2 separate regions of the Homo sapiens genome follow, and region 2 is linked to region 1. The links are chromatin contacts, found by Hi-C or POLR2A ChIA-PET in ENCODE. All regions are on one chromosome and are shown on one strand. Each heading gives the region's core, a stretch centred on a gene start or an enhancer-like site at or near the end of the contact. The rest is flanking DNA. Distances are from core to core; before and after follow the strand shown.

What was found. A loop is a pair of places that touch in the nucleus more often than their neighbours do. ChIA-PET counts read pairs that join two places held with the same protein, here RNA polymerase II (POLR2A). Pooled maps may share reads with other maps.
Region 2: a loop to region 1 is called in a pooled map, with 2.0 times the contacts of the local background. The contact joins the promoter of FBF1 here to the enhancer-like site in region 1. A Hi-C loop is called at or near these places in 1 of 50 pooled maps. POLR2A ChIA-PET finds 5 or more read pairs at or near these places in 3 of 52 experiments (B cell, H1 and activated CD4-positive, alpha-beta T cell).

Annotation. Positions count from the first base shown.
Region 1 is chr17:75,823,470-75,828,985 of GRCh38, forward strand. It overlaps UNC13D (unc-13 homolog D), which reads right to left. Exons shown (of 32, transcript NM_199242.3): 31 at 5,318-5,514; 32 at 3,756-4,617. The coding sequence ends at 4,496. It overlaps UNK (unk zinc finger), which reads left to right. Exons shown (of 16, transcript NM_001080419.3): 15 at 1-53; 16 at 793-2,330. The coding sequence ends at 948. Among named protein-coding and RNA genes, the nearest start is that of UNC13D, 18 kb to the right of the region's middle. Within about 2 kb of position 4,267, at least 31 of the 41 ENCODE cell types and tissues checked have a DNase peak (open chromatin) inside an H3K27ac peak, as active enhancers do; they include B cell, where a contact is called at or near this core.
Region 2 is chr17:75,937,647-75,943,584 of GRCh38, forward strand. FBF1 (Fas binding factor 1) reads right to left here and starts at 3,396. Exons shown (of 30, transcript NM_001319193.2): 1 at 3,202-3,396; 2 at 501-586. The coding sequence starts at 503. It overlaps ACOX1 (acyl-CoA oxidase 1), which reads right to left. Exons shown (of 14, transcript NM_004035.7): 14 at 3,861-5,938. RefSeq lists a silencer at 3,165-3,434 and an enhancer at 3,545-3,614.

The DNA.
Region 1 (5,516 bases), core at 3,017-5,516:
CCCTCTACTCCCTCCAGAAACAACTGCGGGCCCACCTGGAACAAGTGGACAAGGTCAGCCCAGGTCGGGGAGCACTGGGTGGGATGCACGGTGGCCTCAGCCAGCTCTTGGACTCTGACCTGGTCCAGGCTGCTCCAGGGATGGCCACCCTCCTGAGAGCCTCTGCCCAGCACTGGGCCAGCACTCAAAAGGCCGGCCTGCTGGGAATGGGTGAGGAGAGTGCACTGGGGAAGGTGAAAAGGCTGGGGGTGAGGGGTGTCGGTGCCACCCCCAGCACCCCTGAGGGCGGCCCTGACCAAGCTTCTCACAAATGCCTGGGCCCCAAATGCGTCCTCCTGTACACCCTCCATGGAGCAGCGGGCCTTCCAGTGAGGCCCAGGACCCCAGGGCTACCCCTGCCTTCCCAGGTCTCCTGCTGGGTCCCCGGGGCCAACGTGGCATGGTGGGAAGAGCTGTCTTTCCTCTGTTCTCGGGCAGCCAAGCCCCCGGGTGTGGCCCTGGGCATGTCCCAGCCCTTTCTGGGCCTCATTTTCCCCATCTGGGGATTACAAGGTCAAATGAGACTGGGCGAAGCCTCTCTGAGGGGTGGGTCTTGTGGCAGCCTGGCCATGCCCCATGCAGAGGTGGACTCAGCCTGCTCTCTCACCTGCCAACAGGGGTCTGGGAGCACACTGTTGAGCTCGGTACCTCAGTTTTCCCATCCCAAGGGGCTGCAGTGAGGATCAAGGGAACTCCTCGCTCAACTTGGGGCCAGACCCATGGATGGTGACCACGATGCCCCTTTCCCTGCAGGCCGTGTTCCACATGCAGTCGGTGAAATGCCTTAAGTGTCAGGAACAGAAGCGGGCAGTGCTGCCGTGCCAACACGCTGCGCTGTGTGAGCTCTGCGCTGAGGGCAGCGAGTGCCCCATCTGCCAGCCTGGCCGGGCCCACACCCTCCAGTCGTGACCCTGCAGGCCTGGCCCAGCCTGGCCCAGATCTTCTCACCTAGGACTTTTTAAAGTATATATATATATATGAATATATATATATATGTGTATGTATGTATGTATATGTATATGATTATGTATATGTATACATTTCCGTATGTATGTATATGTATACATTTCCGTATGTGTGCAGGTATGCGTGGTGGTGTGGACAGTGTCTGTGTGTATATCTGTACATAGATATAGACACACACTTTAAAAGACTTACCAAGCACTTTTTAAAAGAAGAAACTATTTTGCAGTCCTCCCCTACCCACTCCCTGCCCTTCCCACTGCAGAGATGACATCCCCTCTTCTCCCACTGGCCTTTTGGCAGAGAATCTGGTTCTGTCTCTTTTTTAATGTAGGAACTAACTATTTTTAACTTCTTCCTGGGGCCTGAGCAGGGAAGGGTGGGACTGGAAGGCACTAAGGGGAAGGGAGAAGCCCTCAGGGCAGGCCCTGCTCCCCCTACCTCCTTGCCAGGGCAAGGGTGGAGTGTGGAAGACGTGGGTCCCCCAGAGCAGGCCTGGCCCCCAGCTGTGAGGGCCTCAGGGAGGCCCGAGGGGGAGTGCTGGGGGTCTCAGCTGGCTTAGCTCCTAAGTTTACCAAATGTTAATTTAGTCTTGGGGAGAACAGCAAGGGCTGGAGGCCAGTGCTGCAGGGCCAGCCCCACTCCTGACACCTGGGCCCTTGAAGCTCCTTGAGGGGCAAGGCCCAGGAGTTCCAGCCCTCAGGTTCCTGAGGGTCCACCCTCAGTCCTTCCCCCCGCCGCCCCTCCCCGGACTCCCCACAAGAGCCTCCCTGGCCCCAGGGCCGCCTACCAGGCTGGTACTCATTCTATGACCACCGCCCCCAACCAGCTGCCCCCAGCTCTCCCTGCCCCCTCCCCTCTCTGGCAGCTAGCAGGGCAATTGGCGGGGAGGAGTGCGGACTGAGGACTGAGGACCAAGGGGGCCCAGGCCCTGCCCTCCTACCCGGAGGGGCTCCGTTTGCATTCCTTGGTGCTCTCTGAGTGCAGCTGGTGTCCCGCCCTGTTCTGGGCGGACGCCTGTGTGCGTGTGTGTGTGCCTGTCCAGTGTATATTGTGTCTTAGCTTCCATTTTAAAAATTGTTCTGTACAGAGAGAGATGCAGCAGGGGCGGGAGGGCAGAGTGGGCGGAGGGGAGCAGCCGCACCCCCAGCACCGGGTGTCTGCGGTAGGAACAAGAGGGCTGAGAGGGTCTGGTCCTGGCCCAGGCTCCCCCTTGGGCTCAGCACGAAAGGGCTTTCAATGAATTAAGTGAAAACTTTTTCCTTTTTTACAAAAATGCAAAAATCAACAAAGCTCCAAACCTATTGGAAATAAAATATGAACTTGCAGTGGTAGCTTGTTTACATGGGGGTGAGGGGGAGTGGGTCCCAAAAGAGGGCCTCTGAACTATGAGGTGGGCCAGGAGCCTTGCCTCAGCCATGGAAACGGCTGCTGCCCACACCCCTGAGCTGTGGTAAGGCAGCTGGAGAGGGCTGGAAACTTCCTGGGCCCATCAGGCCCCAAGACAGTTCAAGTGCTCTCCGACCTAGGCCTAGCGGTTGATGACACAGGGACCCTTAGCCTTGGACACAGAGGCCCCCCAGGCCCTAGGACTCTTTAGGGCTGTGTGGTCAGCGGTGACTGGCAATAGGGCCCGTAACTGTTTCTCAGAGGAACAGTGTCTTCCCAACTGGGCATGGTGGCGCATGCCTGTGGTCCCAGCTACTAGGGAGGCTGAGGTGGGAGGATCACTTGAGCCCAGGAGGTCGAGGCGGCAGTGAGCCATGATTGCACAGCTGCCTCCAGCTTGGGTGACAGAGTGAGATCCCATCTCAAAAACAAAAACAGGCCGAGGCGGGCAGATCACTTGAGGTCAGGAGTTCGAGACCAGCCTGGCCAAAATGGTGAAACCCCGTCTCTACTAAAAAAAAAAAAAATACAAAAATTAGCCAGGTGTGGTGGCACATGCCTGTAGTTCCAGCTACTCAGGAGGCTGAGGCAGGAGGATCCTTTGAACCCGGGACGCAGAGGTTGCAGTGAGCTGAGATTGCCCCATTGCACTCCAGCTGGGCGACAGAGTGAGACTCCATCACAAAAACAAAAAACCCAGTGCCTTCCCATTGGGATGATTTGCTGGTAGGACCCAGAGGAAGTCCTGCCTTCTGCCTTCTTCACCCTACCCTGCCCCTGAGGGATGAGGGGCTGAGGCCTAAGAGGTACGTCCTCCCTCCCACCTCCTCAACTAGGCTGTGCGGTGGGGGGTGAGAAAACACCCTGGTGGGATCCTCTTTGCATGGTCTCGGGCCTTGGATGTCATCTCAGCTAACCTCGACTCCTGTCCTCATTTTGTGCAGACTCAGAGGTTCCGACATGGAACCAGGGTCACACAGCTAGGATGACGTGATGACCAGGCCTCAGGTTCTGACACCCCCCAGGCAGGGGAGGGACCCAGCTCCTCTACGCCCTACTGTCTCAAGAGCAGCCCCTCAGCCTCAACCTGCACCCCTGGGAGGCCCCTGCTCACTGTGCTCCCCCGAGGAACGGGTCCCTGTCCTGGGTGTCACCACAGGAACTGGTATGCCTGGTAAAGCAATTTATTCAAAGCCCACGGCCAAAAATCACCCTAGCCCTGCCTCTGCCTCAGTTATTTCCACACCTACCCCCCTGCTTTGTAGCTACCCCAAGGTGGCGGTAGCTCAAAGTCCCCTGAGGGCTGGGGAGGAAGCTACCCGGCCTGGCTCGCATTCCAGGCCCCACTGTAGGCCAAAGGCATATTTTAAGAGGACAATGGATTTGTTTTTATTAATTTTTTTGCTAAGAAAGTTTCTAGGTGGCAGGTGCTGTCCGGGGAGGGGGCGTGCGCAGCAGACACAGCAGCCAAACTGTCCTTTCTGCTTCCGTCTGTCTGTGCCAGCCCTGCCGCCTGCCAGCTCTTGCTCCCTCAGAGCCAGAAGGTTCTTGGCTCCAGGCTTCCTGGCCTGGATGCTGGCAGCCCCTGGGGAGAGGACCCAGGCCCCCTCTAGTAATGGCCACCACCCTCCCCCCAGGGCAGCTGGAGCCTCATCTTTGGCAGGGTCCCCTCTCCCTTTTCCAGGAGACTCTGTGCCTGTAGCCCTGGTCCCAGTGAACCTGGCCCCCACCCCAGTGGCTGGAACAGGAAGGCCAGGAGGCAGATGGGCCAGGGCCAGGAGACAGATGGCCCAATCCCCTGCCCACCACAGCAGCTTTTCTGAGAGGCGGGCAGGGGCAGGGTTTGCTCCCCCTGGTGCTGGGATGTGGTAGAGACATTGCAGCCAGGGCTGGAGGCAGGGAGGCGGGAGTAGAGATGTCGCTGCTGAGCCCCCATCACCATGGGAGGCAGGGGAGGTCTGCACTCTGGGCACTCCGCATGCTGGGGCTCCCCAAGTGTTAGGCCAGGCTGGAGGGCCGCGATGTGGCGGGGAAGCCCCAGACCCTACAGGAAAGCCCTTGCAAGTCCCCACCGGGGACCCAGCCCCACCGCAAACCTCTACGGCTACGGTGCCGGCCGCAAGGCATGCTGGGAGGCCTGCTTGGCCCGGTGCCGCCGCAGCCTCACAAAGACCTGGGCTTCTCGGTCACCCTTCCGGCCCTCCAGCAGCTGCAGGATTGGGTCCCCTGCGGAGAGAGGGGTTTGGGGGTCAGATGCCAGGGGAGAGGGCAGTGCCTGGTGGTGGCAGAGAAGAGTGTGTGGGGGGGTACACAACACTGCTCCATCTCCCCAACAACCTGGAAGGAAACAAGTGACAGACCCGCGCCAGCCCAGCCCAGGAGGTGGTCTGACAGACGCATCCGGTCGGGTCGCGTAACAGACAGAGTGCTGCTGGGACACTGTCCTGACTGCAGCGAGGGGCTGAGATGTGCCTGAGGTTTGACTATTACCTTTTTATACGAGAACCTAAAGCTAGCAAGTTAACCTTTTCATGCCTCGGTTTACTCATCTGTAAAAGAGTGCTAATATCTGCTTCGTTGGCTGGAATGCATAAAGTGCTTAGCACTTGCTCATAATAAGTGCACAAGCATCAGACCGTTGCTGGTATCAAAAATGCTCTGCAGGGAAGCGGCCCCGCCGAGTGAGATCCAGGCCCTTCTCCCCAGTTAAACTTCTTGGTGACTTCCCCATGCAAGGAGAGTCACGTTACACTTAGCTTAAAGTTCACTGGTCTCTTGATTAGACCGAGAGATGGGCCGTGGCTGTCCCACTGGCTCCCGTCTCCAGGGAAGCTGTTCTCCGACCCTGGCATCACCTCTCTGGGGCCCCTGCCTGAGCTTTACAGGCTCCCGTCCCCGCACCACCCTGCCCTGGGCTCAGGCCTACCGTTGGGTGCGGGGTACGTGAGGGGCAGGCGGGTCTGAGGCACCTCACCAGGCTCCTCAGAGCCACTCAGCCCGGGCACCTCACGCAGCGGCAGGAAGGCCTCGCCTTCCAGGTCGTCGGCCCCCAGCGTGTCGTAGTCCAGCACGGTGAGCAGGAGGCATGCCCCAGCCTTGCGGCACGGCTCAGCAGGCACCAGGCT
Region 2 (5,938 bases), core at 2,146-4,645, 110 kb after region 1:
GAAATTGGCAATGCAGAATGAATTGCGTTGCCTTTTGCCAAGTAACCAGAGGCAAGAGCACCAATGGCATTTAGAGATGTAAGTCCTTTATGTGTTCCTATAGTTTCTGAGAACGGACTCATTCAGAGCGTGGAAACAGCCCTGCTAACCAGCGATGGGTGCCAATGGGCGGGCAGGTCACTCCTTTCCCAGACACGACATGCAAACCCTCCCAGCCGAGATGTCATGTGACCGGAAATGTCTTCTATTCCGTGCCCCTGACTCCTCAATACCAGTGACAGACACTTAAAAACGCTTCCAGCTGGACACTCAGAGTCTCAGAAGAAACCTTGGTCGTCGAAAGTTTGGTATCAATGCCACCTCCTGTCACTCTTCTCCAGGGTCTCCATCCTGGTCCTTGCCGCCCAGCCCCCAGAGTGTTGCATGCAGTCAAGATCTTTGGGGATGCAGGATGGGAGGCATGTTCGCTTTCCATGCATCTTACTCTGAACTCTGCCTACCATCTCACGGCTCTCGGGGGTGCTCTCAGCTCCTTCACAGCACTGGCCAGCTCATCTGGATTCTGCCCACATCAGGCTCATACTCCCTAATGAAGAAAATTAAAGTGGTTGCTTAAAAATGATGTAGCTTTGGCTGGGCGCCATGGCTCACGCCTGTTAATCCCAGCACTTTCAGAGGCCAAGGCGGGGGGATCACCTGAGGTCAGGAATTCAAGACCAGCCTGGCCAACATGGTGAAACCCTGTCTCTACTAAAAACAAAAATTAGCTGGGTGTGGTGGTGTACATCTGTAATCCCGCAGCAGGAGGCTGAGGCAAGAGACTCGTTTGAACCGGGGAGGTGGAAGCTGCAGTGAGCCAAGACCGCGCCACTGCACTCCAACCTAGGCAACAGAGTGAGACTCCATCTCAAAAAAAAAAAAAAAAAAAAAAGAGACCGGGCGCGATGGCTCATGCCTGTAATCCCAAAACTCTTTGGGAGGCCGAGGCAGGTGGACTACCTGAGGTCAGGGGTTCGTGACCAGCTTGGCCAACATGGTAAAACCCCACCTCTACTAAAAAATACAAAAAATTAGCTGGGTGTGGTGGCAGGCACCTGTAATCCCAGCTACTTGGCAGGCTGAGGCAGGAGAATCGCTTGAACCCGCTAGACGGAGGTTGCAGTGAGCTGAGATCATGCTATGCATTCTAGCCTGGGCAACAGAGCAAGACTCCATCTCAAAAAAAAAAAAAGATGTAGGTTTAACAGCATGAATCCAAGGGTTATCAAAGTTCTCTCACTTTGCCCATTCAAGAGGTAAAGCCCATTTCCATAAATTAAAAATTCCTTATAGGGGATGCACTTCAGAAGAGGAGCAAAGTACTCTCAGGCTGGGCGCGGTGGCTCACACCTGTTATCCCAGCACTTTGGGAGGCTGAGGTGGGCAGATCATTTGAGGTCAGGAGTTCAAGACCAGCCTGACCAACATGGTGAAACCCCATTTCTACTAAAAATACAAAAATTAGCTGGGCATGGTGGCATATGCCTGTAATCTCAGCTACTCAGGAGGCTGAGGCAGGAGACTAGGTTGAACCTAGGAGGAGAAGGTTGCAGTGAGCCGAGATCGCCCCACTGCACTCCAGCCTGGGCAACATGCGAGACTCTGTCTCCAAAAAAAAAAAAAAAAAAAAAACGTGCTCTGGATAACTTAATGGGCTTTCTGAGGCTTTGAGATTACTTGAAAAAAGGGCAGTGGCCATCATCCCTTACCCTGAAAGCCGATGCAGCAAGTGGCAAGTACTCATTTCAGAAAGGAGGTGGGTGCCTGGCACCAAGGCTGAAACCCTTTCCCAGGCAACACCCATGACTACTTTCTAGGCAGCATTTAGCACAAAAGCAGGTATGAACTCTGGTTACTCTTTGATATTCTTTTTCTTTTTAAAATTTTTTTTTTCGAGACGGGGTCTCACTGTGTTACTCAGGTTGGTATTGAACTCTGGGGCTCAAGCAATCCTCCTGCGTTGGTCTTCCAAAGTGCTGGGATTACAGGTGTGAGCCACCACGTCCAGCAACACGATTTTCACTGACAGTGGAAATATTTCCCTTTACATAGGCAGTAAATCTGACCCATTGAGAACATTTTCCTCGGAATTAGCTGTCTCCCTCCCCCTCCTCCACTTTACCAAAACCCACCTACAGGATGTCCTGGAAGAAAGGAGTCAGAGGGGTCCTCTTTATGTCCCAAGTATTGGCCTGTCCTGTTATTGGAATGCAAGGGTTATCTGGGCTTACCTACAGAGCCCACCCTGAATACATGTGTTTTCTTTTTTTTCTTTTTTTAGACGGAGTCTTGCTCTGTTGCCCAGGATGGAGTGCAGTGGTGCGATCTTGGCTCACCACAACCTCAGCCTCCCGGGTTCAAGCGAATCTCCTGCCTCAGCCTCCCGAGTAGCTGGGAATACAGGCACATGCCACCATGCCCGGTTAATTTTTGTATTTTTAGTAGAGACGGGGTTTCACTGTTGGCCAGGAGGTCTCGAACTCCTGACCTCGTGATCTGCCCGTCTCGGCCTCCCAAAGTGCTAGGATTACAGGTGTGAGCCACCACGCCTGGCCTTCTTTCTTTTTTTTTTTTCCAGACAGGGTCTCGCTCTGTTGCCCAGGCTGGAGTGCAGTGGCACGATCACAGCTCTCATAGCTTACTGCAGCCTCGACCTCCTTGGGCTCAGGCGATCCTCCAATGTCAGCCTCCCTAGCAGCTGGGACCACAGGCACACGCCACCATGTGCGGCAAATTTTAAAATTTTTTTTGTAGAGACGGGGGTCTCCCTATGTTGCCCAGGGTCGTCCCAGACGCCTGGCCTCAAGTGATCCTCCCGCCTTGGCCTCCCAAAGTGTCGGGATTACAGGCGTGAGCCACCGTGCCCGGCCTTGTTTCTTTTTCTCTGCAATGGCGACTTCACGACCTACAAGTCCAAATGTGTCCCATAACACATCAAGGAACTTCTGGCATCTCCTATCGATCCTGTACGGGCTTCTCAGACTATGGGGATTTTCTAGGCTTGGTTTGCCAAGGCCAAAGGGCTACAGAGTAACCCCGTCCCCACATGTATTCAGCCGACTCCATGCCAGGCGTTTTACAGATCCCGAGACCACCCCTAAGCAAGACCCCTAGCCGGAGTCGCCCCTCCGTCCCGAGACTCCGCGCCCCTCAATGCGTCACCCTTCTGAGCGCCCGGCCTATCTGGCCCCGGAGCGCAGCCTGTAACGCTCTCAGCCCCGGAAGCCTCCTGTTACGCGCCGTGCCCCCGGAGGTGCGGCCGCTGGGACCAGCGCCGGCCCTGGCTCCATTCGGGTCGCCCAGCCCGGCCAGGACTGGCCTCCCGCTTCCAGCCGCTGCCGGCACCCTCAGCCGTCTGGCCTCCCGCGGAAAGGCGGGCGCGAGGCATCCTGGGAGTCGCAGTCGGCGGTCGACTCACCCGCCCTCACAGAGGAGGTGGGGACGCCATGAAGAACTACAGCTCCCAGGGAGCCGCGCGCGGCAGTTGGCGGGGCCGGGCTTCTGCCGGCGGCGGGCACGTTGCTAGGAGCTGCCCCAACGCCTCTCCGGGAAGAGGGCGCCAGGCTCAAAGGCCCTCTTGGGAACTGCCGGGAAGCTTAAAAGTTCCTCCTGCCCACTTCTGAGGGCTGACACGTGGCCGACGCGGAGGCGTGAGAAATGTGTTGATATTGGGAGGTTGACGGGTGAATCCACAAATTCACCGGTGTTTATTCCACACCCCAAAGCTTGAGGGAAGTGACTGACCTGTTTAATGATCCAATCAAAGCTGTATAGCCAGAATGAAACCCAATACTGTCGCCCCACAAAAAGATTAAGTCACATTTTTTCTAGTATGTGCTAATTATGAATTTTATTAAGGTTTATTCAATGTCACAGAGGAAAGAACGGTTTGTAGTTTTGCTTACCCGCAGTGCTGGCAGGTCACAGCTGTCCAACCATGATCCATTCACATGCTCTGGCCCCGTGCCCCTCGTCCTCCCACCCCTACCCCACAGGACACCATTAAGCCAGGGCTGGGTAACAACATATGCTCAATGCATCTTCTCAGGTGAGAACCAAACTCGAGCCACAACAGCAAAGGGGGAAAAAGGTAGCAAAGTAATTATGTGCTCCCAAGGCAGTCATTTAGTTGAATCCATAACTGGAAATAAAAAGGCATTTATGAAGTGTAGTCCGCAGTCTGAATGTGGAAGGTGGAAGATCACACATTTACTAAGAAACACTCAAAACATATTTTGGTTCAGAATTCTAAAAAATCCCGAATTTTCCATGATCTTCCCAAGACAACCAATGACCCACTTAAATTTAAGGCAAAAACACCCTTGAATCTAGGAATGTGCACATATGCAACAGCTAACATCTGGTAACTCTAATAATGTTCCTTATATGTTTCTGTGTTTACTATCATGAACCATAGGAAGAAGTACTGGAAAATTTAGTAAGTGTGGACAGTTAAAAACACTGGCCCGGCACGGTGGCTCACGCCTGTAATCCCAGCACTTTGGGAGGCCGAGGTGGGTGGATCACGAGGTCAGGAGTTCAAGACCAGCCTGGCCAACTTGGTGAAACCCCTGTCTCTACTAAAAATACAAAAAAACTAGACAGGCATGGTGGCAGGCGCTGTAATCCCAGCTTCTCAGGAGGCTGAGGCAGAGAATTGCTTGAACCCGGGAGGCAGAGGTTGCAGTGAGCCAAGATTTCGCCACTGCACTCTACCCTGGGTGAAAGAGCAAGACAACGTCTCAAAAAAAAAAAAAAAAAAAAAAGCAAAACCCCACCATCAATATTTTAAAATAAAAAGTCGTTTTAGTCAATTACAGTGTGACTTGTTCTAATCCTCCAAGAATGGAGTAGTAAAGAAACAGCAGAAATGACTTCCCTGCATTATTTCATGAAAATGATCAAAACCTTTATCTAAGTCAGAACATCAACAAGACTCTTGGTCTCAGGTCATCAGTTTCCTGGCACTCCTCCTCTCTCTAGCTGTAGTAGCAGCTACTGCTTGAAGACAACCTATATATCCCAGGCATACCCTCTACACGTATAAAAAGATGTGCAGGTGTTACAGACCACCTACACCTAATTCACTTCCTTTCTAATAAGATGGATGGAATAACTCGGAAAAGGGAAAGGAGGGATTTTGAGCCGCAGTTGTCTAAAGAATTATTGATTCACAGGGATCTCCAAGATCATGCATTTGAAGAGTTTTATTTCTCCACCCAAAGCCCTGCAGTGAAGAAAATCCAAGAATTAAGATGTAACATGTTGGCTGGGTGAGGTGGCTTGTGGCTTATGCCTGTAATCCCAGCACTTTGGGAAGTGTGGGGGGAGTGGGAGTGCAGATCACCTGGCCAACATGGTGAAACTCCATCTCTGCTCAAAATACAAAAATTAGCCGAGCGTGATGGCAGGTGCCTGTAATCCCAGCTACTCAGGAGGCTGAGGTGGGAGAATCGCTCGAACCCGGGAGGTGAAGATTGCAGTGAAGTCGAGATCGCACCATTGCATTCCCGCCTGGGAGACTCCATCTCAAAAAAAAAAAAAAAAAAATTAACATGTTGGCCCAGTGCAGTAGCTCACTCCTGTAATCCCAACCCTTTGGGAGGCCTGAGGTGGGAGGGTCACCTGAGGCTAGGAGTTCATGACGGGCCCAAGGCAACATAGCCATACCCTATTTCCAAAAATAAAAAAAAATAAAAAATTAGCCAGGTGTGGTGGTGTGCACCAGTAATCCCAGCTTCTCAGAGGAGGCCAAAGCAGGAGGATCACTTGAGCCCAGGAGTTGGTGGCCAAAGTGTGCTACAATCACACCACTGCATTCCAGCCTGGGTGAGAGTGAGACCCTCATGGGGTGGAAAAAAAAGATCTAACATGTTAACTTTAGGAACTATAAAATGCC